2 separate regions of the Mus musculus genome follow, and region 2 is linked to region 1. Evidence: chromatin loops called from intact Hi-C (ENCODE). Cell type or tissue: left cerebral cortex. All regions are shown on one strand. Links, peaks and the distances in the headings refer to the core of each region. The heading gives the core; the rest is flanking DNA. Region 1 has its middle 210 kb from the start of Gm34675. Region 2 has its middle 54 kb from the start of Gm39242.

Region 1 (15,630 bases), core at 3,002-11,001:
ATTGTGATAAAAAATGATCTCATGTACATGTCTCTGTATGTAGTCCTTTAGGGTCAAGGGTCAGCTCATGGAAAGGGGTATGAGTATTCTCCAGAGTGTGGACAAACATGGGCATAGGGTTCCTCAGGAAAGCTTTTACTGTCTTTGCTCACAATGCCCATGTCTATAACTCTCTCTATACTAGAAGTTGTCATGTGGTGTGAAACAGGGTTGGAGATGTAGCTCAGTCGGCAGAGCACTTGCCTAGCCTATGTGAGTGCCTGGGTTCAATCCTTCACACTGAAAAAAGAAGCTGTGGAGGTGTGAGGCAGAAAATGCCATCTGTCAATTCTTATTTATGCTTCATTGATTATTGGTATTTATTAGTCTGTTTTATATATATATATATGTATATATATATATAACAGACTAATATATATATATGTATATATGTATATATATTTGTGAATGTTACCTTAGTACTATTATTTGATACTCTTTGGTTTGCTCATCAATTGCACAGGCATTTATTACATGGCTTCCTGTCCTAGGCACTGCTATAGATAACCCTGAGGAGACAATGCTGAGAGAAACAGCAAACACATTGTCATAAGAATTACATGAAAGAATCTCTGTAGCATCCTTAATGCAGTAACATTTGGCTCACACAAGATCTCACCAAGTTATTATCCATCATTTCTGGTATCACTGTGAGACTGTGTTTATAGCACTGTCATTTAGGGATCCAGGGGTATGTCTGGGAGAGGATTTTTTTTTTATTGAGTTGGCTAGCAATATCTATGCTTTCCTGGCTATGCCTATGAGACTCATATAATCCACCACCGGTGACCATTCAAGGATGTCTGGCTGTGGGAGAAGCAGAGAATTTGACAGAGCCAATGTGAGAGGAAGCAGCAGCCTGAACTAAGGGGTTTGCACACCTTACTTTTGAAAATTTGGCAATATATATATATGTATATATGTATATATATGAATCTGCAATTAGTCAGTCAGTCTCCCTCCCTCCCTCTAGCTTTCCTCTCTTCCTCCCAGTTAATCCAGTTAACCTTCCTCTGGGTGGCGTGGCTCTCCCCAGCTTCTATAGGATGGCTCAGACCACATACTCATGCAGAATGACCATGATCCTTCCATGTGTTATTTGATAAACATTTTCAAATCCAGTGCACATTGCCATCCCAAGAGCTGCAGGCAAGCGTATTGTGGAGAATTGCACAGAATCGCCCACAGTGACAAGTGCAGGTTTCCCATAACCAATCCTACCCTTGTCCTCACTTAACATGCATGCTTTCTGTAGGATCTAGTGAAGAGGGGATGGCTTTTGCTCTTTCCACACCATTTCCTTCATGACCTGGCTGCAGAAGAGCAATGCCTGAGCTCTTACAGGCCTGCCTAGTTCAACAGGACCCCGATATCACAACACCCTATCTACTTGGAAATGTTTTTACCCAGTAGGAATAGAGAAGGAGTTGGAGTGATAATTGTGTTATTCCCAATAACAGATTTCTTGAAGTTCAGTAGTAGAGAAGCTGGGTGAAGGGAGGGAAAACATGAGACATTAAGAGTTGTGTTTATATTATAATAAATGTCCCATCAAGAAAACACCCAAGGCTGGAGAGATGGTTCAGAGATTACAGTGGTTAGTGTCCTTGCAGAGGACCTGTGTTTGGTGCCCACGACCCATAACAGGTGGCTCACAACTGCTTTTAACTCTAGCTCCAGGAATTCTGACACCTTCTTCTGGCTCCTGCAGTCACTTGCACACATGTGGAAGACCCCCCCCCCCCAATGTGTGCATAGTACACACAGAAATAAAAACAAAGATCTTTAAAAAAAAATCTGGAGAGAAAACATCACCAAGTCCTTGCCTTTTCCTATAAGCAAACTGGTCCAGTATGTGTGTGTATGTGTGTGTGTGTGTGTGTGTATGTGTGTGTGTGTTTGCATGTGCACATGCGCACATGCATGTGGAAGCTACAGGATAACCTCAGCTGTAGGCAGCTGCAGTTCTCAGCTACCATCTACTTGTTTTTTGAGGCAGTGTCTCAGATGGGCCTAGGCTTGCAGTATAGGCTAGGCTGGCTGGTAGTAGCCCTGGGAATCTGCTATCTCCTCTTCCTCCTCAGAGCTAGTGTTTGCTTTTGTTTTTGTTTTTGTTTTTGTTTGTTTTAAACATAGGTTCTTAGGGATTGAATTCAGATCCTCATGCTCCTATTTTACTGAATTACCTCCGTAGACCTAAACAAGGCACTTGTCATCCTCTGTCTTAATGGCTTTGAACTGCTGATGCCAGAGGCTGGCAGGCTGTCTTCATAGTACAGGGTAACGGCACCCTTCCCTGTGGTCTGTGCACAGCAGTGTCTCCGAAAAACCCTAAGCGGCTATTACTTTTCATGGTTAATGAACTGAGCAACTGGGAATGGGACCCAGAGCCAGTGCTTGGATTAAATCTTCCGAGCCTCAAATCTGGCTCTGATTAGGAATTGGGGCAAAAGGAAAGTCCTGAACCATGGATGATGGATGATAAGCTCTCACCTTTCCCAGAAGCCCCGCAACCTGTAAGGAAAACGTGCCAGTGACCAGTGGTGCCAACGTGAACAAGAGGTGAATACCAAAAGGCTTGCTGAAGGCTCTACAATGCGTTTAGTGCGGTTCCCGCTGCCGCTATTTTTCCACATGATTTTTTTTTTAAAGAGACTCCTTTTTATGTTAGGAATATTTGAGGCGAGGGTTTTGTGTGCTCAGTCAGATAGGTTTCTAAGTGGTACAGCCTCCGGTGATCACAGAGGAGAGAGTGGGCTGGGGCAGGGAACCACAAGAAACTTCCGGCAGAAAAGAATGAAGTGCAGAAGGGTTTGGTGGCCTCTCAAGGGTGGGTGGTCTGTGAACAAAAGAATTTCAGGACAGATTCCTTGGGGTACAAAAATGAAAATAACACACACACACACACACACACACACACACACACACACACAGAGGCATGCATACAAGCCATACATGCATATACAAATACATGTGAATATACACAAGCCACACATGCACACACACATTCACAGACACACATGCATACATATGTATGCATGCACACACACACACACATACAGACACTCTCACACACATATACACATGCATACACACAACCCATACATGCACACACACACATATGCACAGACACACCTGAGTACCTATGTATAGATGCACACACACATACAAATACACACACAATTCAATTTCTCATTATTCTTCAGTAAGGACAGTGTCTGTAGGAGCTTCACTCCCCAGGGAGGAAGGACTGACCTAGTCCAAGAGTAGCTGCATTAGGAATATTTCTAATAGGCCGCTACCAGCTTTTTCTCTCCTCAACCTCCCCCTACCCACCCCTGTCTCTTGTTAATTTTTCTTGGAAGTCTACAAAAGTCCCCTTTCCTCCCATCATCCTGCGATTCTGTGATGCCTGCACCTATTTCCAGCGAAGGACGTGGACATTCTTCCGTACGGCAAGGTGAAAATAATTTTATTTTCATCGCTTTCCTTGCATTCCCCCCCCCAATCTTGTGATGGATTTCCTTGAAAAAAAAAAATAATGACGGAGCTTCACAAACTGGCCTGACAGTTGTGATGCGGAGAGCGAGCCGGCTGAGTGAGGACGGTGAGGCATCTCTGTACCTATTATGGCAAAAATCAATAATGCTTTCTGTAAATTGCTCCTCCCAAAGGAGACGAACAAATGCAGGAGACAGGGGAAGCCATCATTCTGTGGGAAGGCTCTGCACACTCGGACCAGTGCAATTATGAACAGGAGGGCAGTTATCTTTGCCAGCATGTGTGTATGTGGTCAGAGTAAGAATTCGGGGTGGGGGACTTTTTTGTCATAAAATTTTAATTGTCTGCTTCCTTTTCTCAGACAGGCATATGTTTCTATCTGTCCCTTGGAGGAGGGAACACCTGAGTCTAGACACCCCAGTAAAGCCTTTGGAAGTTGCAATGGATGGGTTAAGGCCAATAGCCAGGTTATTTAACTGTTGATTTCCTGGAGAGAGACTAGGTGCACTTGCGCATTTCTGAATACTCCTGTAAGCGCTATGGGAATTTTGTACTAGATCTATGTCTGTAAACCATCTTGTAGATTGCTGGTCTTTAGGTTCCAAATCTCAACAATATCTTTAGATTCTGTACCTTCCCTAGTCTCTCACCCCTACCCCTCCCAATAGCCACGTTACAGGGAAGTTGGAGGCTCTCCTTCAGTGATGTGTCTTACAGACGGCTGCTCTATTTTTCTCCTAGTAAGCAAAGCCTCAAAACCAATTACCGCCATGACACACACGTTGATAGACACAGATAAGTAATACTGTGAACGTCATCTTCAATCCAGGTGTCAGGTTAGGGGAAGGGAACACATTGAATACAAGGGCTTTATGCAGATTGTTGGATAAATAAGATATAGAGGGCACTGAGTCTATGTGACTGTTCCTGGGAGATGGTGAGCGAAGGTCTCTTTGATCCAGGTAGAGCAAGGAGGTCAGATAAGAGACGCTACTTGCAAGGCTGCATGTGACGGCTTAACGCACAGCATCCTGGGTAACTCAGTTTCTGCATCCCTGGAGATGCCTGGTTCTGTAGAAGTCTCCTCTTCCCCAGCAGTTTGTACAGAGATCATATGACCTTGAGGAGGGAACTTCTAAGTGTCACAAGCTTCCCTCATAAACAGGGACTGTTTTAACAGATGAGATATACAACACAGCATATAAACATTGCTAAAGTTATTGAGTATAGAGATCAGAAGACCTGGGGTTTAAAGACCAGCTGTGCTGTGACCCATAATAAATCCCTGCCTCCATGTCCCTATTTGTGATATGGACAATGATGACTACTGTGGCTCCCCCACGGGCTGTAAAAAAAAAAAAAAAAAAGTTGTGTGAAAATTGTCAGCATAGGCACATGGCATGGAGAAGTGTTAATGAAAAGAAGCCAGGTTAGCCCTGGGTATACTGAGTGGAATGGCTGGGTCTGACTGTGGCCACATTCTGGATTTGGAAGCCACTTATTAAAGTCGCTGTCCAGGCATGGAGTTATAAAAGAAACATTGGTATTAGCCCATGTTGGAATTCAGCTGTTAGGTTGTTAGAGGGAGAGATAAGTAGTTATGAGGAGGCGAGTGTTTGAAATTTCAGCTAAGTACTATGGCGCGATAATGCCACATTTCTCGTGGCGTCCTGCTTGGATCCAGCAGGGAGATTAAGGGTTGGCATGGTATTCTCAAAGGAGGAAGGGCTTCGACTTCAGGCATGCCCGACAGAGATAGAGAGAAGACAGAAAATTCCTTTCATGGGCAATGGAAGCTGGGTGTGGCGGAATATACCTCTAGTCCCAGCACTGAGAAGGTAGATTACAGAAGGACAATGATTTACATCCTCGGCCATAGAATGAGTCTGAGCTAGCCTGAGCTACACAAGACCTCTTTAAACGAAACAAAATGGAGCAAGCAAAGAAAAACAAGGCAATACAAGATTCTCATCAAGATCTAGATTTTTATCTGAAGAAATGAGCTTTCTTGCTAGGTCTTCATTTGTTTTGATAAATTCTTCTAATTAACAGAGTAAAAGGTTAGCCATTGTGAGGATCGGCGTGCACTTCTGAATGAGGGACTAAAAGGCAGCCAAAGTTGGGTGATAACGCACGGGAAGGAAGAAAGACTAGACAGTCAAGTTATAGAAGAGATGGGAACAGACTTCAGACGGCATCTACAGTCAGTACATTGCCCTTCCTTCTGACCCAAGGTGATCACACAGTCCTGGTTGAAAATACGTTCTGGGCAATCAGGAAGTAGAGGAAGAGATGTTAGTATGCATGTAGAGATGACTTAAATAGATACTTTGATGAATTAAAGAACTAGAGAGAAGTTGGAAGGTGAATGGGAAGACCTGGTGTTTTGGAGGGTGGTTGGGAAGGTTGTGATATTAGAGGGTGTGCATTTAGAAATACCTTGGGGTAAACAAGGTCCAAGCAATCCTACCAAGCCACTCAGACTCCAAGGTATAGCCATCCTCTGATAGGAAAGGAGATGATACGGTTGAGGGAGGTGGAGTCTTCTAACCCAGGCTTTGGCAGGATGGGAAGATGAGTCCTTTCCAAGGGAAATGACTGATGTCTGCCCCCTGCTGGATGCAGCCGCCATCCTTCTTAAAGACGGAGCGTGAGAAAGCAAAGGCAGAGGGATAAAGAAATTGACCCACTAGAGTCAATAATTCCAGGATGCTAATCTATCCAAGTGCATCCGCATCCCATATTAAAATTACCAAAATTGTCTTTTAAAACCTACCGATGTGGGTCACCCAAGCAGCTTGCTCCCGGTAGTTAATAATTAATACTGCACATCCCGGGGAGGAATCGCTGCGGATAATTGTAGCCAGTGAGTACAAGTCTGGCAGCCCAGTGTGCTGTGGGTCAGAAAAGGGCAGCAAGGAAGGTATCATACATCACGCTGGTGCCAGTCGCTGGGTATCGGTGATCTGCTTCCTCTAGCTGTACTTATTCTTGGATGCGAAAGCCTTCTAAACAAGGCTGTGAATTGGTTTTCATGCTCGCATTGACAGATTGGGAAAGCAGTTTGTTCTACCAAATTTAACAATGATATATCATTATCACAACTTTGGGGGAAATCTATAAAATCAATAAGTTTGTAGCCTGAACAGGATTTGTACGGCTCGCTTGCTGTGCCGGTGTCAAAGCGCGAGCATATGGATTGAGTCACAGCCTGAGATCAATGGAATTTGTGGACAGTCAGCTCAATAACAAGCCCTTCTGAAAAGAAATAGATGTAAAAAGCAAATTTACTAGAGTATAAAAAAAAAAAAAAAGCTAATATCTTTTCCGCGCCTGGCTGTAAAGTCCTGTTTGGCTGCTGTGGGCTGCGGGTACTTTGAAAGCTGGCTAGGGTATGTGCTTGCAATGCCCAACGCTCCTTTACTGGCTTCAGACTCTGCATACATAGTTAGGCACTTCTCTTTGCAGGGCTCGTCCTAGGAAACTGGCCAAGAATAGGAGAAGGGAGGGGAAAAATAGCCCCTTTATATCGTAAACGGAATAAAGAATAAAAACAGTTAGTGTCTGCAGAGGGGAGAGACCACGGTGGCTTTATTTACTTTGTGCTGGTAGCACTTGCTAACAGAGAAAAAATAAGAAGGCATAATTAAAGAGTTTAATGAATTCGTAGCTCTTTTGTTTGAGTGGGACGGAAATGCATGTTCCAGAGAGGCCTCACAAAGAGTGTGGCTGGCAGTGACTTAAAAGTAGGAAATCAGTTCTTTGAAGGCATTTTTATACTTCATTATCCCAGCATGTAAAATGACTTGTACTAAATGATCGAGGATTTTATTTCTCTCTCTCTCTCTCTCTCTCTCTCTCTCTCTCTCTCTCTCTCTCTCTCTTCTAAACAAAAGAGAGCATGGGGCGGCTGGTGTCTAATTCTCATTCGGGGCCCTGAGCCTGGAGATTAGCCTGTCACCAGGCTGGTGGGCCAGTCCTTGCAGATAAGTACAGCCCGGGGGATCTGAACATCTGATGAGCCCCTGTTGGTGGGGAATAACCCTAGGCAGTACCATACGCAATAGAAACAGCCCTGACGGCTACTGGTGGTGCCCTGCTGCCCAGAACAGGGCTATGAACTGAGCTGTGTTTTATAGGATGGTCTGGAAGAGTCCCAGATAGCTCATCTTGCCATTCTAGGGTGGAACAAAGGAGAAAAAAAAAATCCCAGGGTGAGATAAAGCTAAGAAGGAAGAGTATGTACCCTGATTCTAAGCTGTGGCTTGCTCTGTTTCTCTTCCATAAGGAGAATGTTTCTAGAGCAGGGACAGACCCTTAAATCGGGACAACTGTCCACGAGTAACCAGCCACCCCTTCTATTCTGACCACAGGATTTCCTCACTCAAAGAAGCCTCTAGTGGGCACAAAGTAGTTAATGAGACATAGGCAGGTTCCCCAGATTAAGTCACAGAGGGCTCATAATGTATGTGAAGACACAAAGAAAGCCACTGTGGAGGTGATTTTCCGGTACAACTTGGGCAGAAGGCAAAGGGTGGACCAGAGTCTTCAGTGGCCTGGATTTGGGTTCAGAATATTTACTGATGACCTTCTAAGGAAAAGGCCCACGGGAAGTTGGCCTTTGCTTCCCGAGGAAGTAGAGAGGCGTTGAGGGTTGCCTGGAAACTGAGCATGGTCCTAGGGGTTGATAATCAGTGGGGGCACCCAAGAACTGTTGTTTAAAAGCCATACCACGAGTGACACCTAAGCTTAGCCTCACAGATGAAGGAAGAAAAGGATGCCCAGGGCACCTCCCAGGGAATCTGTAGGCCTCAAGACCAGGCCTCACCACACTTCTGCCTTTCCACCTCCAACAGCAGAGCCTACGGATGGAGAGAGAGACAGCAGAACTTCCGTTTTAAGATCTTGATGGTTTTGAGTGGTTGACAGGTGTCTGTCAATCAGTCTCTCCCCGGGATGTGTGTGAGACCAGGGCTTCCTGGAGGATGCAGTCCTGAGTTGCTCTAGAGCCCGTGCACACACAGGTGTCATTAGCTCTCACTTCAGCCTCAGCACCAGCTCTTTTGGGGGAGCTTCCTGTGGCCGCGCACACCGCAGCAACAGAAAAACAAGCCAGCCGACGTGGTGACACACTTAATCCATCTTTGCAGGAGAAAGGCCCTCTTGGGTCTGAAAATAATTATTGTTCCTGTCCATCAGCCCCGTTATTTCGCCTCCCTCTCTCCCTCCACCGTGCACGCACTTTGGTCTTTCTTCCACATGGAGAGCCACAGCATGGGTGTCTAGGCTGTCTCTCCACTCAGCCTTGTTCCAGGAGGACCCCTCAGTAGTGTTTCGTCACCCTCACTGCAGAAGGTCCGCTCTTGGTGGCTGTCTTGCTTTCTTTTTATTTTCTTTTCCCTTTCCACAGGCAGAGTCAGCTGCCTGCAGGAGCAGATCTCTTTCTTTCTTTCTTTCTTTCTTTCCTTCCTTCCTTCCTTCCTTCCTTCCTTCCTTCCTTCCTTCCTTCCTTCCTTCCTTCCTTCCTTCCTTCCTTCTTTCTTTCTTTCTTTCTTTCTTTCTTTCTTTCTTTCTTTCTTCCCCCTGCCAGGTTCAAAGATTTACATTCAGAGAGCCTCTGTGTGCTTATTTGCTTATAAACAACCCTCATCGTTAGCTTCTTGTTAGACTTTTACCTCATAAACAAAGATTACTAAGGAAACTGTAGCCAATAATTGGTTAAAATGGAATCCTGACCCCTACCCCCATTGTTTCATTTTTACATACCTATAACTCATTGACTATAAACCCATGTTTTTAGCATCCTTACTGGATGACAGTTTTTCTGACTTTTCTGGAGGTTAGTCTCTGTGTGTTGGGGAACTAGAAATGTTTGGACTGAAGTAGAGAAATAACCAGGCAGAGAAGGCGTCTGTGGGGATGGGCGGAGTCAGCTAAGGTTAAACAAACCCTAAGTGGACAAGCCTTGCATTCTCTTCTGATTCCATCTCTGACGGCGGTCCTGAGAAGCGGGAAAAGAGACACTGTTCACAATTAGCCCTAACTTTTGAATGACGACATTTCTCTCAGTAGAATGAGCCGGCAATGTGGTAATTTACAGCCAGTCCCTGGCCTTGCTGAGTAGCAGAGAAGTGACTGTTAATATTGATCAGTGAGGGCTAGAGAGAGTTGGAGACCCTCAGCACGGCCACTTAAAGTGGGCAGGAAACCCAAATTGACCAGTAATAAAGTGTTTGAGGTTGTACAAGGCGGCTCCTGGGGAACTGCTGTTCTGAGAGGGAGGCAGGGGTGGGGGGAGCTGTCAATTACGCTTGTTTGATACCCAGTTACTCAACAGGACAGAGCAGACCCTGAGCCTGTGGCAGGAGGCAGTGGGAGGCAGGCATAGGCCTGCCTCTCACTGCAAAGCCAGTTCTGTCAGAGAAGGGAGGCAAAACAAGGGACCTCTTTCCCTGTCCCTCTAAGGTCACCTGCTCTGCGGCTTAGTGTCACTTTATTTGGGAGGGGGTGGGGTGAATCTTGAAGCGTTTGTAACCTTTTCCTCACCTGTGAGCTAGGTAATGGGGAGTGATGAGATTTTGATTTTTATAACTGTTAGAGCTGTGGGTGAAAAATAAGCAGGGAAGAAGGTAGATTTGGGGATGAGAATTAGCTTTTCATAGGTGTTAGGTAAAGTTGAGAAATGAGAAGGAAAAAAAGAAATGGTGTCTTTTTTTAAGTCCTTAAATTCTTAAAGGATCCTGTTCTTGTTCCCATTTGACACATTGTGATTATTGGTATTTTGTTGTTATTGTTATTATTACTATTATTACTAATTATTAATGTGTGCTAAATCCTTGATGTCACAGGAAGGAAAAAAAAAACCTCATCCCTTCTCTTGTCCATCCCAGCTCACAGCTGCCACCCCAATAACAATGGCCAGACGAACAAAGGGAAAAAAAAAAAAGCCTTGGCAGTGTATTTAATCAAAGTTGTATGTGAAATGACAGCGTTCAGAAATGAAGACTCGGAGACCCAGGGAAAACTGAGTTATTATGCTAAGTCAGATGGAGGAGATGGTAATGGGGAAACCTGATTGGAGAAAAGAAGGGTCATGACCTCTCGGAATAAACTAGGGAGATCTCTGTGAAACCGATTGTGCGATTGTGCGTCTTCTCCATCCCTCTGTGTAGTATTCCTTTCCCTGGGATGGGGCGAGGTTTCTCTACAATGAGAGTCCCACGTTGGGGAAAGGCAGACAGAAAGGTGGGTGCCTTTATGAAATGCGCTTTTGATTCTCAGGCGTACAACCTGTTTTAATTCTAGAAAGAACATGATGACGGCAGTGATTATGGGTGCTCATTTATTGAAAGGACCGAAGGCAGTGCTGGTTAGTGTCTTCACTACTTGGGAGAGAGGAGGAAGGCTATTCCCGGAGAGCTTGTTTCCCATGGGGAGTCTGAGGACACACGCCCTCCTTGATCTCAGAGATTACTGCAGGAGTAATAGGTCCCCTTTAATAGCATATGCTTTGTGCCAGCCATCACTTGGCGTTTGTTATGATCAGCCTTTCAGCTCATTGAGTTTTTATTGTTTTAAAGCAGCTTCATATTCTCAATTGAGATCATGAGTGATTTTAGCGAGGGCAGATACTGAATCGTCGACCCAAAAATGGGTGATTTTGATCAACTTGGTAAAATTACAAAATCAAAAAATGTATTGATAAATGGGAGAGTTTAAAGGTCCAGGCAGTAATCCTGCCTTTTCTCATTTCGCCCAGTGCTACTTGGCTCTCTTTGTTAGGTCAAAGTTCTTAAGCACACCCACGTGGAAATCTCTGCGATATAGTCATACATGCCCCTCCCCAGTCAAAAACATTTCTTCTATACAAAAAAGCATAGAGATTAATATCTACTTTAGCTACCAAAATTTGTCAAATCTAAACTTTTTTTCACGTTTGTTTTAGACTTTACCACCCAAATATGAGGCTTGAATGGCCCTATAATTTAGGCCATTCAAGAGGGTGAGGCAGGAGGATTGCAAGTTCAAGGCCAGTTTGGTCAACTTAGTGATATCCTGTTTCAATATAATGCAGACAGGAGTAGGGATATTCATTGTGACAGAGCATGCTCACAACGTGAACAGGACCAAAGGTCCCATACCCAGTCCTGGGGGAAAGTTAGGCAGCCTTCTATGTGGGCTTCTCCTTGATTTCATGCCTTGTCCTCTTCCCTTTCCTTACCTGACCCAAGAATTAATATTGTTCCAAATTTGGTATTTCTCGCTACTGGCATGCTTTTTCTTTTGCCAGCATGACATGATAAAGGCATGCAGTTTTGCTTTATCAGTTCTTGCACTTCCTGTAGAGGTCACCACTGTGGGTGTCTATACGTCACTACAGGTTGCTCTTTGTCACGCCATAGCTCAGTAAGTCATCTGTATCCACTTGACTGAATTTAGAGTTGCCTCAGAGATGGTAAGGCACACTGCCGGGGTGTGTCTATAAGAGCATTTCCAGGCAGGACCAACTGAGGAGGGGATTCCCACCTGTAATGTGGCTCTTTTGAGAGGCTCCCTGGCCACACACCTATCCATAGGATAGAAAATAGAAAAGGGGGGAAAGCCAGTGGAGGCCTACATTCCTGTATCTCCTTTTGCAGTTCCTTTCTAACATAACAGTGGTTCATCAAAATGCTTGTTGTTGTATTGGGCAGAGCCCTCTGAAACCATGAGCCAGAACAGAGCCCTAGATTATTTGTCTCAAGTATTTCGTCAAAGCAGTGGGGAAAGCTATGTATTTTGACAGCATTTTTAAGGCATCCGTTTGTTGATTGACCTTGGGACTTGGCTACCGAGCACCTGAAAGTCCATTTCCTCAGTATGTCTGCTTCTATCCTGACAGAGCACAGGGTGGCATACTTAGTTGGCTCCACACACACAGGTGTTACTCTGACTGGTGTGTTGTTAGCTTCAGTCCCAAGGGGGGAAACTCAACTATGAAGAAAGATAGACAGATAGCATTTTTGTTTTTGTTTTTGTTTTTAATCAACTGACTATTCAGATGAGTTGAATTAAGTTCTGTTTTTGTTTGTTTGTTTGTTTGTTTGTGTTTTTGATTTTTGTTTTTTGTTTTTCTATCTCCGACTAATTCAACCACCATGTTCTGAAACACAAATAGGTTTTGGACTTCCAATCTGGATTGTCTTATTTGGATCGATATGGGCTACACATTAATTCAGCAGGCACTGAAGTCCAACACTTCACTGACAGGCACCTGGGGGAGGAGAGTTAGAGTAATGCAGAAGAAAACAGGGAGAAACTCAAGCACCAGTTGGCAGAAGCACCATGAACCAGAGAGAGAGAGAGAGAGAGAGAGAGAGAGAGAGCAAGCCATTACCATGTGGAATGGGAAGGATCTGGGTTTCCAGTGAGAAACAGGTGCATTGACAGGGTGGACTGTGATTGCTTTCTGAGGATGGAGACATGGAGAAGTTACTTCGTGAAAAAGTGCAGAGGAATTCAAATAAGACATTGTTAGGGAATCGCATATAGTTTCATGTATTACGTCATCCAGGTAGTGAAGGGGACTGGTAGGGAGGGTGTCAGAGCAGAGAGAGGTTGAGCTCATCCTCTGGAGTCCTCAAATATTCCTTTGGGACCAGCTCTGTTCTGTAGTACATGGATGAGTTATGTGTTATGTGGGTTAGCCCAGATGCAGATATCCTGCATATCAGATGTTTATGTTATGATTCATAACAGTAGCAAAATTATAGTTATGAATGAAGTAGCAATGAAATAATCTTACGGTTGCGGTGGTGGGTCACCACAACATGAGGAACGGTATTAAAGGGTCACAGCATTCAGAAGGTTGAAAACTGCTGGTCCAGAGCATCACGCCATGAATGAGATTTGGCAGGCAGTCTACAGAACTTTCTCCAGGCTGGGGGTAGAGGACAGCAGGTGCCATAACAGTTCCAGACAGCAAGAGATGAGCAAGCTGGGCAGGAGAGTAATAGTTCCGTCAATAGAAAGACAGAAGGTGTAATGGTTTTCGGAGTGGAGCTGGGGCCAAGGGTAGGGTTATCAAGGATAGGGTTATTTAGGCGGCATGCAGTCTTAATGCATGAGGCCGGATTCAGCGAATGCGGACTCAGATCCCAGTAATCAGAGAGGAGCAGAATGCTAGTGAAAAACTCAGTCTTTCTGGTTAAGAAGCAGCGATGCTCCTTACTGCAAGTCAGAGTGGATTCGATTGTCAGGAAACACAGCAGGCCTTGCATAGCATTTCTAGGGGAGCTCTCTGGTCCCTCTCACCTCTACACCACAGCTTCAGGGTACACATGCAGCATCCACCTGTTAGAACACTTCCTCTGCCCTTGGAATGCCATTTTATCACCCGGGCCCCAGATCAGAAATGTCCCCTCCACTCCCTTTGGGAAGATCCTTCAATCTGTGACTTGAGTAGAATTTGTAGTCCTGGGAGTTTGAGAAAACCATTTCGTGCCGCCTTATAGAGCTGATTACTAACTTTCAGGGATTTTGTGCTCTGGTTGTTAAACGCAGCTGTTATTTAAAAAAATTAAATTACATACAATTAAATAAATTATACCAAAAGCAAAGGTAATTGATGACTACTTCCTAGTTATTTTGCTACATCTCGCTATTCTCTGTGTTCTCGTCTTGAGATCATGAGCCTTGTGTCTATTGGTTAGATATGCACATTGAATTATGCTGGGATGCTCTTTCTAAGTCCTTTGTGTTCAGTACTGTCCTGTTGGTAGCTGGAAGACAGCCATGATGGGAGTATGTAGATCACGGATGTGGACAAATGCCATTAAGTATGTCCCTGCTAACCTCCTCCTCTCGGAGCTGGTGTAGCAGAATCTGGACTTGGAGAGACTGGCTCAGTTGCTTAAGTGCTTGCTGTACATTCATGAGGATCAGAGTGTGGTCCTCAGCACTGACACTGAAACAAGGGGGAGATGGCCCACAGCTGTGATTTCAGCATCCCTGGGCTGGAGGAAACAGGTGAATATATCTGATGGCTTACTAGCTAGTCTTGCCAGATTAGCAAGCCCCAGACACCACCACACACCACCACCACTATAGATGTCCGCGTGCGCACACACACACACACACACACACACACACACTCACACGTCTCAAATGGGGTGCCTCTGAGGTGACATGCACTCCTGGTCCCCAGGTGTATCCAGTGAGACAAAGCATAGGCAAAAAGTTAACTGGATCTCTCTTACTAGCTGGCTCCCTTACCATTGAGGTTAATCCTGAAACAAAAGACTTAGAATTAATTCAGCTTTGTCAGCTGAAAGGAAGGCAAGAAGCAGGAGTGGTCCTTCTCGGAGGTAATAATAAGAAATAACAAGGCAAGAACCACAAACATATTAAACCTGGTGGGTGGCAGGCGCGCTGGCTTGGCTGGCCAGCATCTCCTGTCTAGGAAGCACTGTTGTTGCAACCCTAGAACACCTGACTTTCAGTTTCACCTTATTTCTTATTATTTTATTTTATTCACTTTTGGATAAAAAAAAAATCCTCAGGAAAAGTTTCACATAGCTTGGGCTGCCTTCGAATTTGTTATGCCGCTGGGAATGAGTTTGGATTCTTGATCCTTCTGCTTCCTGACTGATGGAATTAGAGGCCTACACCAGTATGCCTGTGTGTGTGTGTGTGTGTGTGTGTGTGTGTGTGTGTGTGTGTGTGGTTTTGGGGATGGGGCCCAGGTCTCATGCATGCTAGGCAAGAACTGCTGATTGAGCGGCACCACCAGACTTAGTTTATTTTTTTTAAAGAGTGTTTTCTACTTCTGAGATTTGTTTTCAAGTGTGTGTGTGTGTGTGTGTGTGTGTGTGGTATGTAGTATATGTGTGTGTGTGTGTGTGTGTGTGTGTGTGTGTGTGCGGGAGCGCGCACAGGTGCCTAAAGAGGCCAAAAGGGGACACTGGATCCTCTGGAGTGGGAATGACAGGAGGTTGTGAGCCACTTGGTGTGGGTGCTAGGAACTAAATTCTGGTCTCTGCAAAAACAACAAATGTTCCTTTTATCTGTTTAGCTGCCTCTCCAGCCTACCTCTTCCTGATTCTTTCCCAT
Region 2 (15,630 bases), core at 2,770-10,769, 220 kb before region 1:
GAGGAGCTCAAACCAATGTTGGGAATGGGTTCAGAGATGTGGGCAATGCTGTCATGGCAGAAACTGCTTCCCAGTTCCTTTGCCGCTGCCGCCACCACCAACATCGTCCTCCTCCTCCTCCTTCTTTTTACTAACCTTCTTTCTTTCCAAAACAACCCATACAAAGGTTCGACTGCTCAACTGTGAATCAAGAAGGATGTGTCTGTGTCAAGACACAACAAAGAGGAGGTGCCCAGGTTTGGGCTTCTGATGGCTTCAGAGTTAGGGACAGTGGCATATTTCAGGAAAGAGCCTGGAAGCAACTCTCTGGTCAGGGTCACCAGTCAGGCTCACTGGTATCCAAAGAGTCCTCACTTCCACCTGCTCAGGAAGCTTTTCTTTCTTCCTTCCTTCCTTCCTTCCTTCCTTCCTTCCTTCCTTCCTTCCTTCCTCCCTCCCTCCCTCCCTCCCTCCCTCCCTCCCTCCCTCCCTCTCTCTCTTTCTCTCTTTCTTTCTTTCTTTCTTTCTTTCTTTCTTTCTTTCTTTCTTTCTTTCTTTCTTTTTTTCTTCCTTCCTTCCTTCCTTCCTTCCTTCCTTCCTTCCTTCCTTCCTCCCTCCCTCCCTCCCTCCCTCCCTCCCTCCCTCCCTCTCTCTCTCTCTTTCTTTCTTTCTTTCTTTCTTTCTTTCTTTCTCAGAGAAAGCAAAGACTCAGACCTCCACAATTGGCTGATATGATATCACTAGTTCTCAGGTGTTAAAACACAACTCCTAATTTGCATTGGGCAAACCCTCTGGATTTTAAAACTAGTTTAGTCTTGATTTCCTGGCTTGCGTTGTTTCCTTTCAACACACACCTGCTAAATAAGATGTCTTCGTTAACACGAATTAAGAATGCTTTGTTCCTTTACAGCTTTGTGAATGAAGTTTTAGAAATGTGTTAGCATTTTTTTTCTAAAATAAGCTCCTTAAAAATATACAAATTCTTAGACATGAAACTAAAGAAAAATCTCTAGGCTTATGTGTGAAAAATATTTCTCTGTCTCTGTCTCTGTCTCTGTCTTTGTCTCTCTCTCTCTCTCTCTCTCTCTCTCTCTGTGTGTGTGTGTGTGTGTGTGTGTGTGTGTGTGTGTGAGAGAGAGAGAGAGAGAGAGAGAGAGAGAGAGAGAGAGAGAGAGAGAGATATGGGCTTTAATCATCACTGTACTTAGAAACATTAAAAGACCAAAGGAAACTTGTTTTTCATTGTAAGGAAAGGAACCGGAAACACTAGCAACATGTAAATATTGTTTCCTGGTAAGTTATAATCACATTACTCTTGGGTTACATGTTAGACCATGCTGATACCAAAAGACCACTTCCCAGTGGTGTCATTGCTTTGGGAGGCAGAGATAGGCGAGATCTAGCCCATGCAGTGACTAGGGTAGAACTGGCTTCTTTTACAAACAGGCATTTGGTTTTGTTGTTTGTTTGCTTCCGGACCCTCTCGTGTTCTAGTTGAACTCTTAGGCAAGATTCCTTAGACACAGACACTTCATGAATATCAGGCCCATGTTTCTCTGCCTACTGTTAATCTTACAGGAAGAGCCAAGGTAGAGTTGAGGTTTGTGGAAAAAAGTACCAGCCTCATCATCATATGGAAACAATAAGAATCAAGTTGCCACACTTCGTAAATCAGGCTCATTTTATCTTATGTTCTTTTGTTCGTTTTTGATTTTACACTTTTACGATGAACACACTTGGTTTGTTGAATGTACGCTGGAGACAGGAGCCTCCGTGGTTCCAGAATGTCCACTAGTGGGCGCTGCAGTGCTACCAACATTGTATGTATGAGTCTATATTTTTAATCCGAGCACAGTATTAAAGAAAAAAAAAAATCACAGAGTAAATGGTGAGTTTTCATCCCTTCATAGCAGCTTTCCTGTCAAGAAAGACACCAAAAATATAGCTGGAAGATGCTATCTGCTGAAATTATTTACTAAAATTTTAGAACAGAATGGCAGGGTGGGGATCTGTCCCGTTTCTGCCAACATTCATTTATATTTGCAAATTGTCACGTTTATTCTTGTTTGATAGGCATGGACTCTGAGTTCACATTATGCAGAAAAAAAAGGTACTTAATGGCCTAGTCCAAAATTAACACTACTCATTAGGCGAACACCCTGCCTTTTTTTTCTATCAAAGAAAGGCCGTTCATGTGTTCGGTCTATATGATTTTGAGTAGGAAGCAGTACGCGTTTGGGGCTAAGATGTCTGTTTGATATTTAGAGGCGAATTTGATGCTTTAATAAGGGAATCCTCTGTCTCCCTCATCCATCATCCCGCATCTTCATCCATCCAAACACCACTGTAAAGTTGTCAGAGCCTTTTCCATATTCAGTACTTGTATAAATAATGGCTGCTGTGATTTGAGGAAAAAAAAAGGCGGTGTGCATTTCCCAGTGATGTTATATATCTGATCACAGCCCTGGCGACACCTCAGAGGTTTTGTTTAAGCTTGCTGCAGCCTCGTGCATATCATTTAAGTCCTAGAGTCAAAGACCATTTTGTATGTTGACCATTATTGTGGTTAGTACTTGCTGAAATCAGTTTTGTAATGGTGGTGGTGATGGTGTGTGTGTGTGTGTGTGTATGTGTGCACGCTCTAGCGCATGCATGTGTGTGTGTATATATGTTTATGTGTGCATGTGTATGTATGCATATATGTGTGTATGTGTATATGTGTGTGCGCATGTGTGTGTGCACATGTGCATACCTGTGTGTTGTACAGCACGGATAGAACACAGCCTTTGCCTGATCATTTCATTTTTTTTTTTTATCATTGCCCATCACTTTTTCTCCTCTACTCTGCTGTCTTAGGGATTATGCAGGTTCAGTGCAATATTCTGAAATTAATCAAAGCAAGCAAAACCCCATGCCTTATTATCCATGGTGGGGGAGAGAGAGAGGCTTCCAGGACCCACAGAGCTTTGTGATGCCGGCCAGTTGTATAACTAGAATTTTATACATTATCTTATATATATATATAAAGAGGCTCTGGTTTTCACACAATGAAACCCTTTCATGTTAAGTTGTCCAGGCAGTGGATGGCTGCGTGTGTCAGTGACAAAGGCTTGCGATTTAACTGATGCATTGTACCCTGTTCCTTATTTAAATGAGGAACTCATGAGGGTGTGTGTGTGTGACAATATCCAATATCCATTTTTTTCTTTTCTTTCTTTCTTCTTTTTATTTTTAAGCTTAGCAGACCAACTCTAAGTCCCTAATGCAGTAATGCTGTATGGGTCATGGCAGCTTTGAAAAAAAAATGAGGCAAGAGCAAACTTCCAGCATGCTTATCCAGTCTGGACCTTGCGTTCTGTCTCATCTTTTGATAATCAGGCTCTCCAAATTATTTGTTTCCACTAAATTAGTGGCCATTGTACAGATTGCAGACACTTAGTCTGATTGAAAGTGATCAAAGGAGATTATGCACTGGGCTGGCTGAGCGAAGGTTCTGATTTGACCCACTGCCTGGAGAGAAAGTATCTAATCTTATAAACCCCATTCACTCCTGATGTGCTTTGTGACACTGCCCGGAACACATTAGACCCCTTTGTCTTAGTTCAGAGGAAGATGAAGGTGGGTTGGGTTGAGCCGGCACATGAGACAAATGGATGGAGACCCTGGGTGGTATTCTTTTCGTGGTGTCTTGAACTCTGTGTGTGTCAGGGTAGAGGGGGCTCTGCCTCCCTTCCCGATGGTAAATTCCCACCATCTTGGAGGAAGACACTGCTTCATTATTTATCAAGTGTGTTCTCGGTGTCAGAGGCTGTTACAGATCTTATGTTTCAAATCTAACCGTATTTATGTGTGTTTATGTAGCTTGTCCTACGAAACAGAAACATAGCCGGCCGTGTTTGCGGGTATGGAAGTGAGGAGAAGGAGGTGGGGTGGGGTGATGGGGAGATGACTGGCACTGCCCACTAGAACATCTGCCGTATGTAGCATGTCCTCCTGCCTCATCTGGAAAAGTGATTTAGATGGTCTCTCTCTCTCTCTCTCTCTCTCTGTCTGTCTGTCTGTCTGTCTCTCTGTCTCTCTGTCTCTCTGTCTCTCTGTCTCTCTGTCTCTCCCTCTCTCTCCCTCTCTCTCTGAATGCTGATTTCTGTTTTGTTTTTACAGAGAAAGAACCCCAGAGATGGAAAGAAAACAAAGAATTGTTATCTGGGAGCTGTTGGTAGGAGGTGAAGTGCATTCAGTCATGGAGGAAACCAGTGTGGAGGGTCCTTGAAAAATTGAAAATGGAACTGCTACTGCTTGACCAGACATGGTTGATGGCTTACATCCAGAGGAAGTGAAATGGGTACATCCAAGTGTCATCTGCTATTCCACGCTCATTCAACCTTGTCCCCAAGAGCTGAGGCCCAGAATCCACCTGCCTGTCTATCACGGATGCTGCGGTGATATACAGTGGAATATTATATACCCCTAAAAAAGAAGGAAGTCGTGTAATCTGGGACATAATAGTTGAATCTGGAGCATATTCAGCCATGGGAAATCAGTCAGGCACAGAAAACTAAATAACATGTGATCTTATTCCTATGTAAAATCTAGAAGGAGGGGGAGAGGAGAAGAAAGGAAGGAAGAAAGAAATTCTTAAAATAGGACAGTGTTTGCAGGGTATTGGGGAGATATTGGCCAAAGCAAGATTTCAATTAGATAGAAAAATGAGTTCAGATCTACTGTTCAAGAAGGGAATCATAGTTCATAATAAAAGTGATATATTTTGAAACCTGCTAAGAGAGATTTTTATGTGTTCTCACCCTAAAACTAACTATATGAGACAATGCGTGTTAATGAGCTCAATTAGGCTACTCTACAACGAATACAACGTTCAAAACAGCACTAAATAGAACCCGTTTTTATTCATCAATTAAACAAATGTTCTGGAAATAGCTCCTTCCCTTTGGAGTTGCGGGTTGATCCTGCGTGAGGGTGTTTGGCTCTGTGCTTCAGTTGGCTGGAGTCCATCGCTGTAATCTGTCCCCTCAAAGTTGTCACCTTTTAAAGTTTGAAATCAGATTGGCTAGGATGAGGTAGGGACGACGACGGAAGAAGATCAAAGGATTACACCAGGTGGAGTCAGGCTGAGAGGGGTCACAGAGGGTTAGGAACTTGTGTGGTAAGCATGCTCTCTCTCGGGCTTGAGCCAAGCTACCTGGCAGGAGATGGCCATGTGACCAGGGTGCTGCATTCACATGCGTATACATCAGGCTCCACGGGTCTTTCCCAATCCTCTTTCATGTTAGGGTTTCCTGGCCCTCATCACTCACCAGTGGAAGAAAGTGGCCCACTAGTGGTTCTCAAGTGAGTGGGACCAACCTTACATTTTAACATTGTCATTGGGATAATTGGCAGAGGGCTCCCATGCTCCCCTCTTACGCATAGTTTAGATGTCAGAGAACAGCCATCGGGACTCAGTCTGGCTTTGTTTCCTTTAATCTCTGACAGGACTGTCTAGCGTTGATTCAAACCAGGAGGGGCTCCGCGCTGTGGGTGAGGGAACTCACTCAGACCCTTTCATGGCCCTGGGTAGGTAGAGGTGCCAAGTGAACGTTCTATCTAGTTCCTCAAGTATCTGGTGAGGGTCTTGCTTGATGGTCTCCAGAACATTCTGTTGCATGAATCCCTCATCTGTCTCTTTCGTTCTGGTCCCCTTAGAGGGCAGGGATGACACAAGGTCAAAAGGAAGGAGAGAGCAAAACCCCCTGGAGTCAGACTGTGGCCCTTCTCTGGTTCCCTCTCTTTGCCTTTTGTCTTACAGAGGGAACTACTGGTCTGCAAGTTGCTGTGCAGATGGCTGGGCACGGGGCTGGCCCTCCAGCTGGGCTGACTTAACCCCAGAGTGTTTGTGTTTGCTTTTGACAGCCAAGACAGAGAGGAGGGGAAGCTGGTTCCAGCAGGATGAGTCTCCCCTCCTTTCCTCCAACAGCAGCTGGTGGAATGTCTAGGCTGTTCTCCTGCCACGCACTGAGTGAAGTTTGGATGGGGGACAGATGTATTCTCTAGCAAGGAATCCCAGCTCTTCTTCTGGAGCATGCGCAGTCACTGCCTACCCCACGGTACAGGACTCCCCAGCGCAGTGCTCACGTAGCTGCCTTTCTTCCGGAGGCAGATATCAAAACAAGAAGCATGGGGGTAGTTTATGCCCATTTTCGAGATGAGGTAATAGAGGTAAGGGAAGGTGACCAGTGTTCCTAGACTTAAAATATACTGTTGAAAAGACACAGGTCAAATCAATTGTCTAAAGGGGAATCATCTGGGAACATGCATTTCTTTTGTGAGTGTGTATGTGTGTTTGTGCTCCTGTGCGTGCTCCGGTATGTGTGAGTCAGAGGCTGGTATTGGTTCCCAATTTCTTCCCCCCAGTCTCTTCCTGAACTCGGAGCTTACCCATTGGGTGAGGCTTACCCATTGGGCGGGGCTTACCCCTCGGATCTTCCTGTCTTTGCCTTGGCAGCACCAGGATTACAACACTACATTTTCCCACGGATGCTGAGGATCCAACTCAGGTCCCTCTACCTGTATGTAGCCAGCATCTTACTGACTGAGCCATCATCCCACATCCTGCCTACTCCGGCCCTGGGAATGGATATTTCTAACGTGCTCCGTTGTGCTAGTGCAGTACTGGTGATCTGCGACCCATTCTTGGAAGTTTGACTGTTTTCAAAGCAGAACATCTAAGTACATAGGGAATGTGTGAAACACATACTAGAACATGCTTCTTGCATTATGGCCCAGCACACAAGCCAAGATACCGGATTGATGACAAAACGCTTATTCGGGTAGGGAACACATACTGGTGGTTTAGACGCCAGAGCAATCAGACGGGCGGGCAGCTTTGCTGTTCAGTGGAAACAGCTAGTTAGGCTTGCTCATAGCTTTTACTAGTCGTTCTCAGATAATAAAAACTGGAGACCGTCTCTGAAGCGTCTAGATTTCAGTAGTGTTTATCACAGAAGGGGACTCCCAGCTTATTCTCATTTTATCCCACTAAAGTTCCCCCCCCGCCCCCCCCCCCGTGTGGTGCGCGGGCGTATGTGAGTGAGTGCGTGTGTGTACACGAGTGGTGTGTGCATGTTGCCGGTCCAGTGTTATTGTTTCTAACTATACTTCTGTTCTCTATTTCCTGTTGTTATCTGAGGGGAGCTGGCCCCCAAACAGCCTCGTCCGCGTGCTGCTGCTCACAAACCTCTCACCAACCTACAGCGACTCACACACATCTGTGTGGAAAAAAGCTGCTGCCCTCAGCTGCAGGAGTTTATGTCTTTCTCTTCTCCAGATGATTTCCCCAAAGTATGTAATAGTCGTCTAATGGGGAGCAGGTGGGAGAAGAAACGCAGTCATTTTGAACAAAGGGAACAGATGTAAATTGCAGCATGAAGGATTTAGGTTAGACATCCACATAAGAGGACAATTCTCTCCTGCCGGTAAGAGGGGTAAAACACTGGGGCACAGGATCAAAGCTGAACTGTGGCACAATTTTTTTTTTGAGGGGGGGCATTTGAAAGAAAAGGGCAGGTGGTCTGCTTGCATGTCTTCAGTACAGGCTCCTCACTGCAGGAGAAGACCCCGTTCTGAGGGGTTTGTGGTCATTTCCAGTTCTGTGTCACCTAAGATGAATTCTGAACACCACTGATGAGGAACCATGTCAGACAGATGAGAGAGAGAGAGGGAGAGAGAGAGAGAGAGAGAGAGAGAGAGAGAGAGAGAGAGAACGCCAGAGGGAGAGAGGGAGAGTGAGGCTGTTTCACATCAGTCCCGGAGACACTAAAATGCCAGTTTTGGCGTGGGAGACATGTGTATTATTTAATATTAGACTTTCACTTGCATGTCTGGTGGCAGAAATGATCACATACATGCATACACATGGTGTATGTGCTCATGTGTGTGCATCCGTGTGCGTGTATGTGCATGTGTGATAGAAATTCTCACTGGTCAGGGGTTCAAATCTTAGGCTCTGCTGGCTGACAGGTGTACTCTAGGGATCTGTCTTTGTCTACCTCACTATTGCTGGGGTTGCAAGCAGGCAACCATACCTGGCTTTTTTTTATATAGGTGCTGGGGATCAAACTCAAGTCGTCGTGCTTGTAGGGCAAGCATGTCCCTGACTGAGCCATCTCCTCAGCTGGTAGAAATTGGCATTGCCGAAGGTTTGAAACACCCAATAGGTCATCAGCAATAATTGAGGGGCAAGAAGCCGATCTCACATTCTTTCTTCCGAGTTTTGAATCTTCCAACTTGTTGGTGTCTGCAAATGGAATGGGGTCTAAAGAGCCAACAGGCACCAACTCTCCTCACTAGGAATGAGTCGGATAGTGGATGCCCACACACAGATCTAAAATGGCCACACTCCTGTCCTTTGAGCCCAATAACATTTGGAAACTTCTTTCTCCAGAGAGAATGGCCATGTCTAAAAGGAATGGAGAGGAAACTTCATCAGCTTTTCAGAGGATGCTGAAAGTAAACTGTAGCATGTCTTCTAGATGATTAAAGACAACTTGTTATAGACAGCGTTAGAAGACCATATGCATACATACATACACACACACACATGCATGCATATACACACATACATAAAACACACGTATACACAAAACACACACATATATGAACACAGATACACACACATGTGCATTCACATGTAGAGGTGAGAAACAGGCATTTGAGTTTCTAGTGAATATTTATTTTCTGTGTCTATTTAGGTGGGGGTCAGTGACAGTGGGTGCATGTGAAATTCACAACTGGCCAATGGGAGCCAGAGGCATCCTCTAAGCTTAGGGAAGTCAGGGTACCGGCAGACCTGTGAGCCAATGGCTGGCTTTGGAAGCTAGGATGGAAGAGGAAGCAGATGCCGGACCCAGTAGCTGGCTGTTAGGCATGGAGTGGACCATCCCAGGCTCCATCTGTTTTCTGTTGGTATTTACACCCCTCTCCCAGAGTCAGCTGCTTCTCCTGGGTTGCATCAGACAGACAGACACACAGACAGCGTGTGAGAAACTACATTCTGTGGTGGTGGTGCTTTTGAGTTTTAAATCCAAGGTAGTAAAGTGACAATCTCTTAGTCCACAAAGTCCCTGGCAGTTTTCATTACATTTAAATATTTTGCCAATCCAAAGTATCCCAGGGCTGGGGACATGTGCTGGAATACTTGCCTAACGTGCACAAGGCTCCCTTTTCCTTTCCCTTTTCTTTTCTTTTCTTTTCTTTTCTTTTCTTTTCTTTTCTTTTCTTTTCCTTTCTTTTCTTTCTACTGGACTTGGGGGGATGGCTCAGTTGGCAAAGTATTTTCCCCACACATATGAGGCCCTGAGTGCAGTCACTAAGAACTAAGAACTTACGTTAGTAAAAGCCAGGCATGCCAGGAGTGGTGGCACATGCCTTTAATCCCAGCACTTGGGAGGCAGAGGCAGGTGGATTTCTGAGTTCGAGGCCAGCCTGGTCTACAAAGTGAGTTCCAGGACATCCAGGGCTACACAGAGAAACCCTGTCTCGAAAAAAAAAAAAAAAAAGAAAGAAAAAAGAAAAGAAAAAAAGAAAAAAGAAGAAAGAAAGAAAAAGCCAGGCACAATGGATTTTTCTCACAATACTGGTGAGATCTCCAGCTAGCCAGCCTTGCCTGTACACTGCACCTCAGTTCAAAGAGAGACCTTACCTCAATAAACAAACTGGAAAGCATCCAAGGTTGACCTCTGGCTTTTCCACACATGTGCATGCCCCATAAGCCTCAACACATGTAGCAAGTGTTATTGTAACTATTTCATAAAAGACATTTGAATACCACAGGCATGTAGAGTCATTGAGCTTAGGGATCGAGATTGCCTACATGTCAGATTTAGCTCTGTGATCCTTTGTGTGCCCTGACCAATTATTTGGGAACTTCTATAGAAAATTAGCTGTTTGCCCCAAAGTTGTCTTCTTGTAGAGATGCAAAGGGACTTGAGTCAAGCTGTTGGTGACTTTCACTGATGAGACCAGGATTCTACCAAGCCTGAGAAACTTTAGAATAACTTTACATAAGCATGCCACCTCATTTTGACTAAGCCATGCTTGGAGACATTCCTAGTACCTCACCATCCCCCAGAATGACCTATTAGTCACTGATGGCCGTCTAAAATACCAACTGCTAGGGAGCTTACTCTGTTGAGATAGGCATGGAACAGGTTCTCTCACCAGGCTGTTTCTGTTGTAACAAACATGAGATGGCGTATCAGTTTCACGGAAGAAACTTGCGCATGAAGATGCTAGAAGTGAGAGACTTGGTGGCTGCCTCGTGTCTCCTTGTTATAACTCTTAGCTCCTCCAGCTACTGGGGAATGTGTAAAGCTTTCTGAACAAATAAACCCTGGCCCAGCGGAAATGGAGTGAACAGCTGTAGTTAAGGCCTGAAAGCTGGTTGAGAGTTCTGTGTCTGGGCCAAGCATTCCATGTTTGGTACTGGGTTTAGATGGAATAGTTCCTGGGACACTGGGGATGAGGTAAGTGTCCCAGGACCGTGCTCCATTTTAACGTGACAACTATTTGGAACAATTGATTTTCGTAAGGAAGTCTGGACAGGACTGGGGAGTCATCACTCAGAAAGACCCAGGAGGAGGAACTTGGAGGTTGCTTTGTTTTATAGAGGACGGAGGGGCCGGGCAGATTCCAGGGAAGGTTTCAAGTTGAAACGCAGATGTCTAAGAAACAGCTTAACAGGACCCAGAAGTAGAAAATTGAAGAAGATGACGGAGTTGAAAGGTACAACAGTATTTCAGATAAACCTATGGATTCTTTCCAGTGTTGTGCGCACCACAGCAGGGGTCCAGCCTGCAGCTTGGAGTCTAATGTGTTCCCCAGCTGCCAGGAGATGCCAGATGTGTAGATGGCTCATTATAGGCGGTGCTGAAGAGAGCCTGCCCATGCTCACTATCCTACAGTGGCAACCAGCTCCAGCCTTTAGGAGGCTTGGGCCTCATGAGGGACATTGTCTGATTTCAAACCGAGTGGAGCCTTTCTGTTGGGAGCTGTGGCAATTTTGGCCAAGTCAAACAAAAGCAAAAACAAAGAAAGATGCAGCTTCCATGAGGAGTATCCATGGCGAGTCTGCTTCGGACTAGGCTGGACTTTCTTTGATAATAAAATAAAATAAGATAAAAAGGACAGCCAACCAACACATTGGAATTGGACAGAACAAACAGACAGAAGGAAAAGAACCCTGGAAAAGGCACAAGAAGGAGAAACCTGTGCATTCCCACACTCAGGAATCCCACAAAAGCACAGCGAGCTGGAAACCATATTGTACACGCAGAGGACCCGATGTAGGTCTTGTGCATGCTTAGGTGGGAAATTCTTTTGTCTTGAATGATGCAACTCTTAAAGTGGGCACTCCTCTCCGGCTTAAAGGACAATTAAGAAGGCGACCATCGCTAGAGTGGGCCCACTAGGAGCAAACCGTCTAGCTAAAGATCCACACATTCCATGTGTTTTCCTTTGTCTTTACTATGATTATTATTTTGGGCTGTTACACAAAAGCATCTAAATACTTGTTTTTTTTTTTTTCATCCTGTTTCTTTCCTCCACTTGGGTTAATACAGATATTAAGTCTAATAGTATCTACTTAGCATAAACAAGAAGATAAAAAATGATTTCTCTGATTGAAATGTTTGTTATTTAGCATTAAGCATCTTCCGACTCCCTTGCGTTTTCCATTTTAATCCACTCGGCGCTTGGTTGGGGGATTGCTAGATTAGTTTTAATCCCCTGTCTAATAGCAGAGTACTGGTGAGATTTATTACACAGGCAGGGCCTGGTTCTTGGATTTAAGAGGGCTCACATGAACTCTTCATGCATATTCAATTTGGGCAACCACTGGTTGTGTAGGGAAGGATGGGGAGACCTCCTTCATCTCCGAGCGCTTCTCCTCGGGCACACGGAGTGCAGACAGCATTTATTGCATTAATCGAAAGAAAATTGATTCCAAGTGTTTCTCTCTTTGGGGGTCAGATTAATGTTCTTCGAATCGGCTCCCCCCATGCTCAGAATGTACTCTGCCGTCATTTCAGAGTGTTCTAGATGTTTTCTTTATTTCTTAGGAGGCCAGCTTGAAGAGAAAGAGAAATACTTCACTGTATAATGGGTTCTTTCCAAGGAAAATGAAAAAAAAAAAAAAGTTGAACAGCACCCAGCCTGGGGAATAAATATTTTCAGACACCACAGGAAAGCAAGAGAGGTCTCTGTTTCTAAGGAACCTAATGGCTGCCATTTACCCTCCAAAGTGATTTTTTTAAAAAAAAGCGCCTGTTAGTTTGGATGCCATAGGTACACTGTTATTAGTTCAGTAATTTTTTGCGTGTCGTGTGATGTGAGGCACGTTGGTACAGAGGCCTGTTGGGCAGGAATTCAGATGGTCACAGTGCTGTAAGAACCACTACCATTGAGTTTAAACCCACCTGCCGAGTGTAACCTGGGACCCAGCAAGCCCCACCTCTCCTGCCTTTCCTTGACTGACTTGAGTGAGGGGGGGGGCTATGAAATAGTTCAGCAGACTCACATCAAAGTTTAAAATTTGTGGCTGGGCAGTGGTGGCACATGGCTTTCATCCTAGCACTAGGGATGCAGAGGCAGGTAGATCTCTAAGTACAAGGCCAGCCTGGTCTACATACAGAGAGATCCAGGATAGGCACGGCTACACAGAGTAACCCTGTCTCAAAAAACCCAAAAACCAAAACCAACCAACCAACCAACCAACCAAAACAAACAAACAAAATCCAAAAAAACCAAACAAACCAAAACCAAACCAACCAAACAAACAAAACCCAAAAAACTTTGCAACACAAATTTTTCTTTTGATGTGCAAACCCAAAGGGACCCTTCCTCTTTCCTTCTTTTTTCCTTCCCCTCCCCCACCTCTCTCTTTTCCCCCTCCCATCCTTTTTTCTTCTCCATGCTATCAGAGTCATACTATACAGCCTAGTCTGGCTTGGAGCTCATTGTATAGCCCAGGCTGACTCCAAACTTGGAGCAAGCCTCCTGCCTCTGCTTCCCAGGTGATAAGATTATAGGCGTTTATCAACACATCTGGAAGAACGTTCTTTATTTTTTTGAAGGGTATTTTTCTTCAGTCTTCTAATTTTAAGTTGTTTCCAGATTTATATTTCATTCATTACATATGGTACCAGTTATGACTATAGGTAACACAATGTTAATATAATTGATTTTTTTGAGGAAAAAGACATGCTCTTTTTACTTATGCAGTGACTTAAAAAGCACTCACCATGGCTACTGATATATATATATATATATATATATATACACATGTATATATATATCAGTATATATATGTCAATATATATACACATATATATATACACACACACACATATGTGTGTGTGTGTGTGTGTGTGTGTGTGTATATACACACACATACATATATGTTACCAATACCAACAAACAGACTCAGTGGTTTTACCAATTTGGAGCTCTGTTTCAGTGTTTTGATCCCCCTGAGCAGAAGATATGAGTAAGCAGTTGGATCTGATATCCACAGAGGTAGCCTTTGGCCCCAGGATCTTTTAATCAAGATAATACCAGACTCAGCATTGCAAACCCTGAGGCTTCTGTTTTGGCAGCTCCACTCATCTAACTACGGGAACATTTCCTTCATGTTGAACAAGCCAAGAGTATAGTGGCTGTCTTTTAATGTGCATCCTGTAATTGCCCTTGTTTAAGGTCCGTGAGGATGGGGAGAAGTCCATAGCTGCTGCCTCAAGCAGGCAGGTCTGTCAGTGTCACAGTCAACAGAGGAACAGATGATTCAATGGAGCCCCTATACAGATGTCTGTGTTTCTTCAGGAGAAGTGGTCAGACAACTTCTTGAATTATAGTGGTCCTCCTTATCCAACTGGGGACAACTTCCAAGACTGGCAGTGGGGCTCAAAACTATAAATAGTACCAAACCTGTGTAGAGTTCATATATAATACATATTACATAGCATATATATCATACATATTATATAGCATATAAATTATATACATATTATATAATTATATAAAGCAATTTATGTGATCTTTTCCACATTAGCAGGTCTAATTCATGGTCACGTGGACTATATGAAAGTCAAGGGGTGGTGTTTGAATCCAGTGGTCTAAATGTGATGCAGTGTATTTCCTCAACATATATGTGAGACAATAAACTCATTATATACCATATGTCATAGGGCATATAAACTAGTCACTAGGTCGGCAAATTAGAGATTTTAGGTATTTTGTAGTTAATTTTAGATGGCTGTTTAAGTAAATACAGGATAAATACTTCAGCGCTTCTCAGATTAAGGCATCCATGGACTACCTGGGAATTTTATTATATGAGAACTCTTATCTTGTGAAGGAGCCCAGAATTACTCTTCTTTCTTTTAAAACAGATTCTCAAGTGATGTACGAAGCACTTGGCCTGAAGACTTCATTTTGAATTACAAGGCTGTAGCCAAACTATCACCTGAGGTTGACAAAGGTGTTGGTTAACATCCGCAGGACAACTTTGCCAGCATTTCAGAGCCACTGGAGGCACACTTTCCCCTTAAGAAATCACGCAAACATTTTATATTACTTATTTTTCTTGTCAATTCTACAGAAGAAGTGCAAGGAAGGAGAAGTTCAGTTTGTCTCATGGGGACCACCATGGTGGGGAAGGTGGGTTGACAGGCGGCTGTGTGGTGGGAATGTGCAGTAGGGGTACCTCTTCCCCTTAAAGCCAGAACAAGAAACTAAGCATAGTGTTCTATACTTCCTGTAATGAAGTAAGTATTTGTTATTCATCATGGTCTCTGTGAGGGTAGGGCGTATGCCTTACATTATTGCCCATGGTGAATAGCAAGTCCTCAATCTTTGGGAGATCTCGTGAGCATGTATCTACTACCTTACAGAGAGGACTATATAATATAGTAGAAATGACTATGGGTGCAGTCAATTCTTTATAATCATGAAACATGTCTTCTTGTCAAAGAATATGAGACAGTATAACTTATATATACATAATATGATGAACATCTATGTGTATATGGTACACACACACACCTATATATGTATATATATATTTATTTATACATATATATACACACACATGTACACCCATGCACACACACCCACACATACACACATATACACATACATACACAATGCACACACATGCACACACATGTAAACACATATACACACATACATGTGCATGCACACACATGCATACACAGATAAACACCCCACACACATACACACACACACATATACATATACACACACACATACACACACACATATACATATACACACACACATACACACACACATATACACTCCTTAATGCTGTGGTGTGTGGTTTTGGAATCAGATTGAGGCCTTTGTTTTCTTCTAAGGGTTTTACACTCTTCGGTCTTAACATTTAGAAATGTGATCCTTTTGAGTTAATTTTGCCTATGGTCTAAGACAAGAGTTCAGCTGAGTAACTTTGCCTGTAGATACCTAGTTTTCATAGTGGTACTGGTTAAAGACTGCTCTTGAGTGATCTAAGCACCTTATCAAAACCATTTAACCACATGCGTGAGTATTGGTACTCTTTGGTATCCCATCTGTTCTAATGCG

What was found. Peaks named below come from ENCODE experiments on the same cell type or tissue, not always from the same donor. Only the 100,000 strongest peaks of a DNase experiment are listed, where the experiment ranks them.
Region 2: it touches region 1 in a loop (3-fold over the local background); 7 of 42 quality-filtered maps call a loop at or near these places.

What each region holds. Positions count from the first base shown.
Region 1 is chr8:108,095,145-108,110,774 of GRCm38, forward strand. No RefSeq gene overlaps it. Among named protein-coding and RNA genes, the nearest start is that of Gm34675, 210 kb to the right of the region's middle. In left cerebral cortex, for the core only: a CTCF peak has its summit at 6,164 (motif pointing left); DNase peaks (open chromatin) are centred at 6,166 and 7,083; H3K4me3 peaks cover 600 bases; H3K27ac peaks cover 391 bases.
Region 2 is chr8:107,880,265-107,895,894 of GRCm38, forward strand. No RefSeq gene overlaps it. Among named protein-coding and RNA genes, the nearest start is that of Gm39242, 54 kb to the left of the region's middle. In left cerebral cortex, for the core only: no CTCF peak of the experiment used is centred there; a DNase peak (open chromatin) is centred at 5,833.